Linked DNA regions of Homo sapiens: region 1 is linked to region 2. Evidence: chromatin contacts called from ENCODE Hi-C or POLR2A ChIA-PET data. All regions are on one chromosome and are shown on one strand. The core of a region is the stretch at or near the end of the contact, and the rest is flanking DNA. Distances in the headings are between cores, read along the strand shown.

The links. Hi-C counts contacts between places; a loop is a spot of excess contacts on that map. ChIA-PET counts read pairs that join two places held with the same protein, here RNA polymerase II (POLR2A).
Region 1: a map of endothelial cell of hepatic sinusoid shows a loop between it and region 2 (4-fold over the local background). The contact joins two enhancer-like sites. A Hi-C loop is called at or near these places in 5 of 168 maps with a recorded cell type or tissue (Caco-2, endothelial cell of hepatic sinusoid, prostate gland and 2 more) and 1 of 37 single-sample maps with no recorded cell type. POLR2A ChIA-PET finds 5 or more read pairs at or near these places in 1 of 52 experiments (OCI-LY7).

The regions. Positions count from the first base shown.
Region 1 is chr15:39,151,290-39,157,273 of GRCh38, forward strand. The region is part of intron 1 of LOC105370777 (a long non-coding RNA gene); the gene reads right to left. Among named protein-coding and RNA genes, the nearest start is that of LINC02915, 96 kb to the right of the region's middle. Within about 2 kb of position 2,607, at least 2 of the 41 ENCODE cell types and tissues checked have a DNase peak (open chromatin) inside an H3K27ac peak, as active enhancers do.
Region 2 is chr15:39,078,175-39,083,569 of GRCh38, forward strand. All of the region lies in intron 1 of LOC105370777 (a long non-coding RNA gene), which reads right to left. Among named protein-coding and RNA genes, the nearest start is that of LINC02915, 170 kb to the right of the region's middle. Within about 2 kb of position 1,402, at least 3 of the 41 ENCODE cell types and tissues checked have a DNase peak (open chromatin) inside an H3K27ac peak, as active enhancers do.

The DNA of each region.
Region 1 (5,984 bases), core at 1,357-3,856, 74 kb after region 2:
GGAAATTTCTATGCATGTATAAAGCGTTATTGTTATAATTGTACATGTTGCGGCATCCCAGGCAGTAATGCTTGTGAGTTTACATTTGTATGTAACATGCTCTGAGGCTGTACTGTGGGCCAAACAAAAAATATTTGATTTAATCTCACAACAACCTTTATAAGTGGCTGTTAACATTGCCCTGCTTTTACCAGTGAGGAATCTGAGGAGTAGAGAGGTTGTATATATTGAGCCAACACTCATAGTGAGGGACTGGCTCACCCAGAATTCAAACTCATCTCTGTCTGACCTTGAAGCTTACACTCTGAACCATTTTTTAAAACAGTCTCTATATATTAGTTTCCTATTTCTGCTATAACAAATCACCACAAACTTCGTGGCTTAAAAACAACACAAATTGATTATCTTACAGTTGTGGAAGTCAGAAGTGTGAAATGAGTCTTACGAAACTAAAATAAGAATTTGTTCTCTCTGGAGGCTCTATGGGAAACTCTGTCCCTTGTCTTTTTCACTTTCTAGAAGCCACTCACATTCTGGACTCTTGGTCACATCATCCTAACTTCTACTTTGGTTGCTGACTCTTCTCTAGCTCTGACCCTCCTGCCTCCCTCTTATGGAGAGCTTTGTGATTTCTTTGGGATGAATAATCTAGGATAATCTTCACATCTCAACATCCTTATTTAATCACACTTGCAAAGTTTCTTTTGTCATGTAAAATAACATATTCACAGATCCTGGGAATTACCATGCAGATGTCTTTGGGGGACCATTATTCAATTACACACTAAGAAATGCCTTATTTTTTTGTGGGGGGCGCTGGGGGAATCGTTTAACATATAGGTGTGTCTTTGCGTTTCCTTCACTACTATGATTTAAGCTCATTGAGAAAAGAGACTGTCATCTCACAGCTGGCTGTAGCTCTCTGACAGAGCCTGCTGCCTGTGTGCTCCCATCTGCAGGGTGTGAATTCAAGAGATCTCTCCCTTAGCTCTGACCTCTCAATCCCCAACTACTCCACAGAAAAAGAAACTGCCCCCCAACCATTATTGGAGGAAAAGCTTATTATTCCATCATCGGAAATGAAGCTAAAAATATAAATAGTATCGGAAGCTATAACATTGACCTCAGAATTAGACAAATTAGCAAAAATATCAAACCAGTTCTGATGGTGAAAGAAAAGAGCCCTGGTTGACTGAAGAGGCCAAAGGAAGGAGTACGGAACACAGGAAAATGATAATGAGAATTGGGACACTCAAAATAAAATTTTCTTTCTTCACAATTTTGCCAAAGTTCAGGCCTACTGTAAATAAAATTCTGGTAATCATTAGTATTGTTCACCGATATTTTCAGTTCCTTTTCTTTCTGGCACGTAAGATTGCTATTTCCAAATCCTTGCAGTTATATGTGGCTAAGGGACATCTAAGACAAGCAGAGGTACAACATGACTGAAGCGATATGTGTCACATCCGGGTGGAGGCCTTGGAGAGCGGGTGCCACATTCCCAGACACTTCCAGAGTAACTGACAATGCCTGACACCATGGAGCCTCCGTGAGCCTGTGCACCTGAGGATTAGGACATGGGGAAGGGCCTCCAGTTGACCCGTGATGGTCATAAAGCATCAGTAAGGAATAAGCCCTTGTTGTTAATAACCAATCATATATGTGGGTTTACTATATTGCAGCTAATAGAGTCTCTCCTGAGTGATGTAAAAATCTAGTTCTTTTCTGGACACAATGACTATTGAAGGAGAAAAATAAGGAAAGGGAAGGGTGGTTGGATATCATTTAGTGGCAATAGATGTTTTCTCAAACTTCCCCTAAGAACATTGCATTAAATGAAAACGAGCACTCTTCTGGAAACCTGAAAGTATAATGTAACAAGGATATACAAGGGCTTTATAAATTGTGAATCATTTTGCAAATGCTAGCTAAAACAATATTTATTTATCATCCACAACTGCAGCCAAGATTACATGTTTTCTCATTTTGTAAGTCCATAATATTTACCTAGCTCTCACTAAAGAAATACTTAATCACACTGTATGTGGACAATTCAAAAGATCAGAGACAACTCTTCTAATTTATGTGTCAAAACAAATATCCCCAAGAAAGACTAAGGCCACTTGATAGACTATGTACAATTCAAGATGAATGCTTCTTTGCTATTTTTTTTTTTTTTTTTTTTTTTGGAACAGGATCTTGTTTTGTCATCCAGGCTGGAGTGCAGTGGCACAGTCACAACTCACTGCAGCTTCAACCACATTGGCTCAAGTGATCCTCCCACCATCAGCCTTTTTGGTAGGTGGGACTATAAGCACATGCTACCATGCCCAGTCAAGTTTTTAATTTCTTTGTAGAGACAGAGATCTCACTATGTTGCCCAAGCTGATCTCAAACTCATGAGCTCAAGTGATCCTCCCATCTTGGCCCCCAAAGTGTTGGGATTACAGGCGTGAGCCACTGCTCCTGGCCTTGCTACTCTTTTTATTATTCACAACCTCTAGAAATAGTATAGGAGATCCAAGCACTAGTCTCCCGTTGTCATGGATACAGAAAGTGGAGAAGAGAGCAGGATAAGTGGCTTGTTTGGGACTAGACAAGGCTGTCACTAAATGACTCACTACTTCAGCCCTTTGCTCCTCTTGGCACCTGGACCAGCAAAGGCACACATATTCTGTAATTGTTTTGTTCCTGCCAAACCTGTTACAAGGAATAAACTTAGAGCACCCAGAAGTTTAGCAACATATTATCATCTTGGAATGTGACATTATTAAACCCTCCTAATCCCCATGTCTACAAAATTAAGAAATCCAGAGCATGTTTTCTAAATGGAAATGGAAGCGTATACAGGCTTAATCACAAAGAGTTAATTTTTAAGCCCTTAAAATTAGAGAAATGACAATGACAATATAAATTCTTATTTTTACCACTTCTGGGGTGAAGCTTGTTTGGAGAAGCTAGCACTGGTTAGAAAGAATAGCCATGTCAGACTGAGGAAATCACAGCTCTCACCTGTAGTTACTGGCAAAACAAAGTCTGGACTTTGTCTCTAGTGGCAGAGGTTGGAACTTGATCTCTTAGCTTCTAGTCAGTTCTATTGCCACCAAACAAGGAATAAGCAAGATTTCCTTCTCTGGATTGCCTTTGGGATTGACTATCTGTTCATCCTGTTTAGTGAGTCTCCTCTATAAGGAGTCTTCAGGGTTCCAGGCACTCTGAGGGCTGTTTCTCACTCCAGGGCCCCTCTACTGGAGGGCACAAACTGTGGGCCACATACAAGGTACAGCCACACCCCAGGGTGCTGTCAGAGTCCAGCACTCACAAGTTTACAATGGTTACCCACTTGGTTTCACCTCAGGTCACTGTTACTTTCTTTTAGCCACCTATTCTTTAGAAGACAAGTTCCCTTCCTGATTTCTGACCATTCTCTTCTTGACAGGGTCAACTTCCATAGTGCCACCTACCTTCCTCCTTTCCTGACCCAAGCTACTCTTTCCCAACTTTTCTCAGATCCTTTGTTGAAACAATTTTATTTTGCACTGTTACATTCCCTCGTGTGTCATGAGGGGTGCACTTCAAGTAAATGTCCACACTGACAAAGCAACTATATCTCTGTAACTAATTCCAGCCAAAAAGTTCTTCCTAAAAGGAGTATAATTAGGAAAGAAATTATGCACATAAACAACATTCCTTTCCTGGGATGGACTGATGATTGTTGGAAATATTTTATTAACTCATACCCTCCTTTATTCCCAAAAGGATTCAGGGCAGCATCTTTCCATGCCTTTTTTGGAGTGTAGGGTAACATATGCTGCTGTGGTCTGTGAAAAGAATGGGCAGCAGCCGGGTGCGGTGGCTCACGCTTATAATCCCAGCACTTTGGGAGGCCGAGGCGGGTGGATCACAAGGTCAGGAGATCAAGACCATCCTGGCTAACACAGTGAAACCCCGTCTCTACTAAAAATACAAAAAAAGTAGCCAGGCTTGGTGGCACATGCCTGTAGTCCCAGCTACTCGGGAGGCTGAAGCAGGAGAATCACTTGAATCCAGGAGGCAGAGGTTGCAGGGAGCCGAGATCATGCCACTGCACTCCAACCTGCATGATAGAGAAAGGCTCCGTCTCAAAAAAAAAAAAAAACAGAATGGGCAGCTCTTGCTTTAGTAAGGCTTCCATTCTTGTTTTAAGAAATAGCAAAGGGTTAATATTTAAACTCATAAAGCTCTTGAAACCTTGTGTAAGTAACCTTATCCTAGAAAAATGACCTGTATTTTAATTTATATTAGATGGGGAATTTTCACATGTAAACCTTCCCTAGGTAAGAAAAAGAAAAGGAAGATTCCCGAAAGACTCAGATAGAAGAGAGAGGGTAACCGTCAAAGAAAACACATCCTGTCTAGGATAATATGGGGTCTGGATCATCAAAATTGTCTGAATTTTTATTGCTTTCCCTGCCATTATGATTTGAAAAGGCTTGTTGAGATGTCCTCTCTACCAGATTGGATAAATCAATGTCCTTGGCTGGAATGTTCAAGCTCAGAGAGGCCAGGAACTCAGGTGTGTGACCTTCGACTTTTTAATAAATAGAAAGCAATGAAGACTGCCTGAGGTTACAGATCATTGAGATGAGTTTTAATTACCCTTTTGGGGAGACACAAGCCAAAGCGTTCAACAAAACTACAACCCATTGGCTCTCTCGAGTTTAGAACATTAATGTCTCATTTCCATAGCTCTCTCGGTCATCTCTTAAACACAATGTTTGAATTCCCAAGGTCATTTTGCCATGAATTTCTCCCAAACCCTTAAGAAAAGACAATATCAGCAGGGAAAGAGGCCAGTCCACTCTTTCAAGGAAGCAGTTTTCAGAGAAGTATCAAGACCCTTGTCAGCACTAGGAAGGATATGTGAATTTTTATGATTGCCTCTTTACTCTTTCCCACATGTGATCAATGACTAGAGGTGAAGTAAGTCCTTCTCAGGGTGGGACAAGAGGCATGTCTAAGGCTTGTTTCCTTATAATTTTGTCTTTCATTTACTTTCTGTAGTTCTGTGGCCAGCTCATAGGACTCCAGGGACCTTGAGACTGAAGCACATTCTACAAATAAAGTCAAATGCAGTGAGTAATCTGAGCTCAGTGCAGCTGAGAGGGCAGGGGTCAGGCCTGGAAGTCATCAGATGAAAAATCAGACCAAAAATTAAAATGAAAATATTGGCAGCTAGTGAAATACCAAAAAACGACAATTCCTTCATTTGGTCCTCCCTGCCTTTCCAGACCATGATCTCTCACGCTACATTCAAGTTCCAAGGAGATCCTTCTCTATGCAGAGATCATATAGGACCCTCAGGTGCTTGCGAGAGCATATGGTATGTTCTTTGCCCCTGGGAACGTTCTCTTTTGGACATCAGCTGAATCCTTACAAGCTCTAGTGTTGCTCTAGTCTAGACTCAATGGATCACTGTCCAAGGAATCAGACCTATTGATGACTCTCAAAAATTTCAGTAAAGGGATACTTATATAAACATCAAACTGAAGAGCCATTTATCAGCTCTGTGTGCACATAAATCATCACCCAGAGAGAGGATATTTCAACCAGAAAAGATAAGGAAGTTTAGCTAAGCTGTCTGAAGAAAGTCAGTGAAGGTTGAATAAGGATAAAGGGAGGCTTCCCTATTAGGACATGAAGGGAAAAAGGGAAATTCCCCAAATAAGAAAAAAATTGGGACAAGCCCAGTCAATTACAGAGACTGCCCTGAAAAGACTGGCCAATGTGAGCTGACCCTGGAGCTGAGACTAAAAGCTAAATGCCAAAGTCTGTTTCTCAGAGGTCAGCTGGTGCCTGAGACCCAGCATCGGGGTTATTAGGCCATAGCTGGAGCCTTCCTGGCTCAGCCTCACTCCCCAAAGGGCCATTGTTATTCAATAGGCCAATAGTTGCTAAATCCAACTGAACAAGATGAATTATATAATCTTTCTCTGTGGGGGTTT
Region 2 (5,395 bases), core at 152-2,651:
TACTCCCCAGGCTCTGGAGTCTAGCCCAGGACATTCTTCTGCTCATCTCATTTCAGCCTTGCCATAGGCCTTGATCTTGAACTCCCCAGCTTTCATAACCATGAGAAATAAATTTTGGATCCTGCGCCTGGCATCTGTTGCGTGACGCTTCCCTATCATGGCCAAGCCTAAGGTCCAGCTCCCTCAGAAGCATTTTCATGGATTTAAGAGCATCTTTGGAAGGTTCTGTATGGACAGTTTTCTAATGTACAAATAACCAATAAGTACAAAAGAGGATGCCTAACATCATTAGCCATTAGGGAAATGCAAACAAAAACCACAGTAAGATACCACTTCACACCTGGTAGAATGACTATAAGCTGAAAGCCAGCTAGTAACAAATGTTAGTGATGATGTGAAAAAATCTAACTCTCATTCACTGCTGGTAGAAATATAAAGTGGTGCAGCTGCTTTGGAAAATCATCTGGCAATTCTTCAAAAGATGAAACACAAAGTTACCATATCACCTAACAATTCCACTCCTAGGTATATAGCCAAGAGAAAAGAAAGCATGCGTCTACATAAAAATGTAGACACAAACGCTCACAGCCACATTGTTCATAATATCCAAAAAGTGGAAACAATCCCAATGTCTTGTCAACTGATGAAGAGATAAAATGTGCCATATTCAGACAATGAAATTATTCAGTCATAACAAAGAATGAAAATACCCACACGTGCTACAACATGGATAAACCTTGAAAGCATTATGCTGGTGAAAGAAGCAAGTCACAAAAGGCCACATATTGCAAGATTCCATTGGATAAAATATCCAGAATAGGCAAATCCATAAGGACAGAAAGTAGATTAATGGTTGTCAGGGGCTGAAGGTATTTCAAAGAAATGGGAGTGACTGCTTAACAGGCATGGGGTTTCTTTTTGGGGTGATAGAATGTTCCAAAATTGACTGGGGTAATGGCCGTACAACTTTGTGAATACAGTAAAAAACAATGAATTGCCAATGAGTGAATTTTATGGTATGTGAATTATACTTCAAAAAAGCCGTTGTATATATTTTTTAAAAGTGTCTTTGGAAAGCCTGGCAGCAGAAGAGTTTAACAAGCCTGTTGGGGGCAGGACTCTGCAATTAGATTGATGATTAGCCAATGCCCATGCCATCCGCGGGCCCAACCCCTAGGTCAGGAAGCAGGCTGTCAGAGGAAAGCAGGCAGCAAGGCGTTTCTCTGTTGCAAGGATTTGCCATTCCTCCCAGTCAAGCTGGGAGAGGGAAACTCTTCCCCCAGCACAGGGACTCCTTCCAGGATCTCCCTTCAATGTGCCAGTCTCTGCCGACAGTTGTGTAGTCTGCCACCTAAAGCAGGCAGATGAGGGTGGAATCCATCCAAGAAAAAACTAAAAGCTTGCCTAGACAGAGTATTAGCTCAGAAACTGCTCTTTTACCTCAGTGGCTTAAGAATTTTGATTCATTTTGTAACAGTTTATCTTCGATGATGCACCAGTGCATGACTCAGTCAGGTGGCCGTCAGCACCTCTGTGCTGGGAATTTACTAAAGCCCATCTTACTTATTCCACAGACAGCCCTGGATGTTTGCCCAAACTTCCTCCTTCTTCCTGGCTCCCATATATGGGAATTTCTTATATGTTAGCCTCTGAGGGAAAGTGTGGAGATGCTGCCCTTTCACTGCCATTTATAGCTTTAGTGATCTGAGGACTCTTCTGTCTTTTGAAACTTCTATTCAAGAACAAATATTAATGATCAATTGAGACCTTAGCTAGGATTTTCAAGAATGCAAAATAGGTTTTCTTTAAAAAAAAAAACAGATAATTGATTTTTCTTCAAATTTGACCTTGCTGAGATCAGAGTGAGGGCAATAGATTTTTTTTTTTCCCCCAAGATGGAGTCTTGCTCTGTCACCCAGGCTGGAGTGCAGTGGTGTGATCTGGGCTCACTGTAACCTCCGCCTCCTGGGTTCAAGCAGTTCTCCTGCCTCAGCCTCCTGAGTAGCTGGGATTACAGGCATCCGCCACCACATCTGGCTAATTTTTATATTTTTAGTAGAGACGCAGTTTCACCATGTAGGCCAGGCTGGTCTCGAACTCCTGACCTCGTGATCTGCCTGCCTCGGCCTCCCAAAGTGCTGGGATTACAGGCATGAGCCACTGCGCCCAGCTGGCAACACATTTTTTAAGCAAGGGCTCGCCAAGTAGTAGATAGACACCACGTTAGGGTCTGGTCCTCTATATTGCGGGTCCAGAGTTTCACACAACCTGAATGCCCCCAGCCTGTGAGCACAAACACATTTACATTGGTGTTATTACTCAAAGACTGTAGGCTTGCTGCCTTCACTTATATCAGGAAGACCATGTATATCAGGAGGACCACGTATAACAGGAGGACCTTGGCCACTTGAGGAGTCTCCTCCAGGTACTTCAGAGCTCCCCACACATGTCTCAGGTGTGTTCAAGCAGGCCCTGCCCATGCTACTCCCACAGGGCCTTGGCTCATGCTGTCCCAACTCACCTGAGCAATGGGTGCATCCAGTGAGCCCTCCGGACCCCACCATCTCCACACCCTCCAAAGAATGCTGCCACTCCTTGGGAGCTTTTCCCACTGCTCAAAGCAATAGCAGAGGCCTGTATTCCATTCGGCCATTGCTCTCGATGGGTGCCCAAAAACTGGTCACAGGGCACTATGTGGTACCAGAATAGCCCTTTCCCCCTGTTTTCTCTCCCTTGCCTCCCATGTCTGTGCACAGAATTTCTTGTGGATACTTTAGCCAAAATAAGTCCAAACCCATTTTAGAGCTCTCCCTTGCCTCCCATGTCTGTGCACAGAATTTCTTGTAGATACTTTAGCCGAAATAAATCAAAACCCAATTCAGAGCCAACAACCCCACATCCTAATCAGACATACCACAAAACTCATATATATATATATATATATATATATATATATATATATATATATATATATATATATATGGTGTGTATGTGTGTGTTTCACAGTTTTGCTCTTGTCACCCAGGCTGGAGCGCAATGGCACAATCTTGGCTCACTGCAACCTCTGTGTCCCGGATTCAAGCGATTCTCCTGCCTCAGTCTCCCAAGTAGCTGGGATTACAGGCATGTGCCACCACACCCGGCTAATTTTGTATTTTTAGTAGAGACGGGGTTTCACCATGCTAGTCAGGCTGGTCTCGAACTTCTGACCTCAGGTGATCCACCTGCCTCGGCCTCCCAAAGTGCTAGGATTACAGGCATGAGCCACCACACCTGGCTGATATTCTTTAGGCTAAGCCAGGGTTAATCCATCTTATACTCAAGTTTAATTCGTGTTGTTAAACCTAGGGAGACACATGAGTATTAAAAGCCACATTTTCAATTTATTAATTTATAAGGAGAAAGTACTACCAAGTTAGCATTATCTCTCTCTTTCTCTCTTTTTTTACTATCTTCTCTTTCTCTTTCCCTCTCTCCCTCTCTTTCAATAGAAAAAGGTACTTAGGTAGTCAAACTTTTAGAGTAATTATTGGTGAGTGGCCCAAGTGAAGAATGACATAATCCAAATGGCCACCATCAATAAGTTATAGCAGCCTTTATTCATACCATTTCAATTTGAGTTTTCAGATCTCCATCATTCATGATTTACAAAACAGGAGAGCAAATCTCATCCTTTAAATTTGATTGACTTTTATGAATTTCACTTGCAAAGAAATCCTAATTCTATACCTTAGATTTCCACCCTCTTAAATCATGGCCACTCCTAGGGTTGGGGTTTGGAATAGAGAACAGTTTAGAATTTATCAAATAAGTTATTTGATAATCCCTTATTAATTAGGATTAGTCTAACTTTGTAATAAGACTTTATCGGAGTTGTCATTTTTACCTATATTCTGGTAATAGGATGTTAAAATAGAATTCTTGGTTTCAGAGCTTTTTGGATGATACGAAGGCCAATAATGACAAAAAAAAAAAAAAAGTGCCAGGTACCACCCTCCACCTCCCTGGTCTTAGAGTGTGGTGCTAGGATACCTATGCAGAGCAAGCTGAAAGATTCTAATATCAGTTCTGTCAACATTAGCCCCTCACCCACCTCTTAACTACATGAGAGAGGTTGAAGAGATCAGTGGAGAAGAATGTCATGGACAGCTTCTATGATGTCAAGTCTCTCCTGGAGGATGAAGAAAGGGGTTATCCCTCATCTCAAGTCAACTGAAGAGAAGCTTGAAGTGAAACAGGTGTAGATCTTGACATGCACCCCTTGGAGTTTGAGAACATAGTACCTGCATCCAATTCCAACTTGGGGGAATCTAAAAGTGAGAGGCTGGGGCTGTGGCTATTCTGGCATGGTAATAGAAGTGGCTGTCATGGGAATAGCCTGCCCTCCTATTTTGATATTCTCCATGTACCAGATGTGGATTCCAAAAAAGGGAGCCAAACTGGGTCATATTAAGAGTGAGCCCAAGAAGCTTGCCTGCATGCTGAAGTGACCCCAATAGAGGAGGACATGGTCAGGAACCAGTAATGAAGAACAGGTTATAAGCATACTTTAGAGGAGGCATTGCTTAACTAAACGGGACTTCAGGCAAGAAAGCCCCAGTGATGAGGCAGGGTCTCTATAAAATCCACAAAAACATTCAATGAGAGTCAGCCTTGGACATTTGCCAACACAAGAGTAACCAGAAAATCCAAGGAACTTGTCCAAGGTTTTATCTGGTGAGGAAGACAAGAAAGTTGAGAGGGTAGTTGCCGTCAGCAATGAGAAATAATAGTAGTTATTATTTGGTTAGTCAACACATTGTTTACTATGTTCAAGAAAATTTACATATTAATTCATAAAATTAACTTCTGTTTGTTCCCTACCAAGCCTAACATGTTCAATAAACTAGTTACATTTATCTTTCCTATTATTTCCCTAACAAATATATATTAAGTATTACTATGTGTCACTTAATGCTTAAAATATATTGGTGAATGAGACAGATATTTTAATGAGAGACAATATCCAAGTAGAAAAATAAGATAAAAACACCTCTTGGTAAATGTTTTAAAGCAATAAACATGATGCTGCAATATAGTAATTAGCAAAAGACAATTTAAGCCATTGTCTAAAGAAACTTGTGAATATCAATGTACGATTCAACTTGAATTACCTCACTGAGTTAGCCACAGTGTTTCATCACAGGAAGGGAATTATCAAACCGCTCACTCTGGGCCAAAAGATTCTGTCATCATACATATTAACATCACCTAAAAGCCCATCTTCCACCCTAGCCAGCACTGGCCAACCACACTGGTGGAAACTGTTCTCTCATGTTGGGTTTCTGTTTTTTGCTGGGACTGAATCTAGGTGTGAACCTCAACTTTATGCTCTTATTATCAATCAGACTACTCT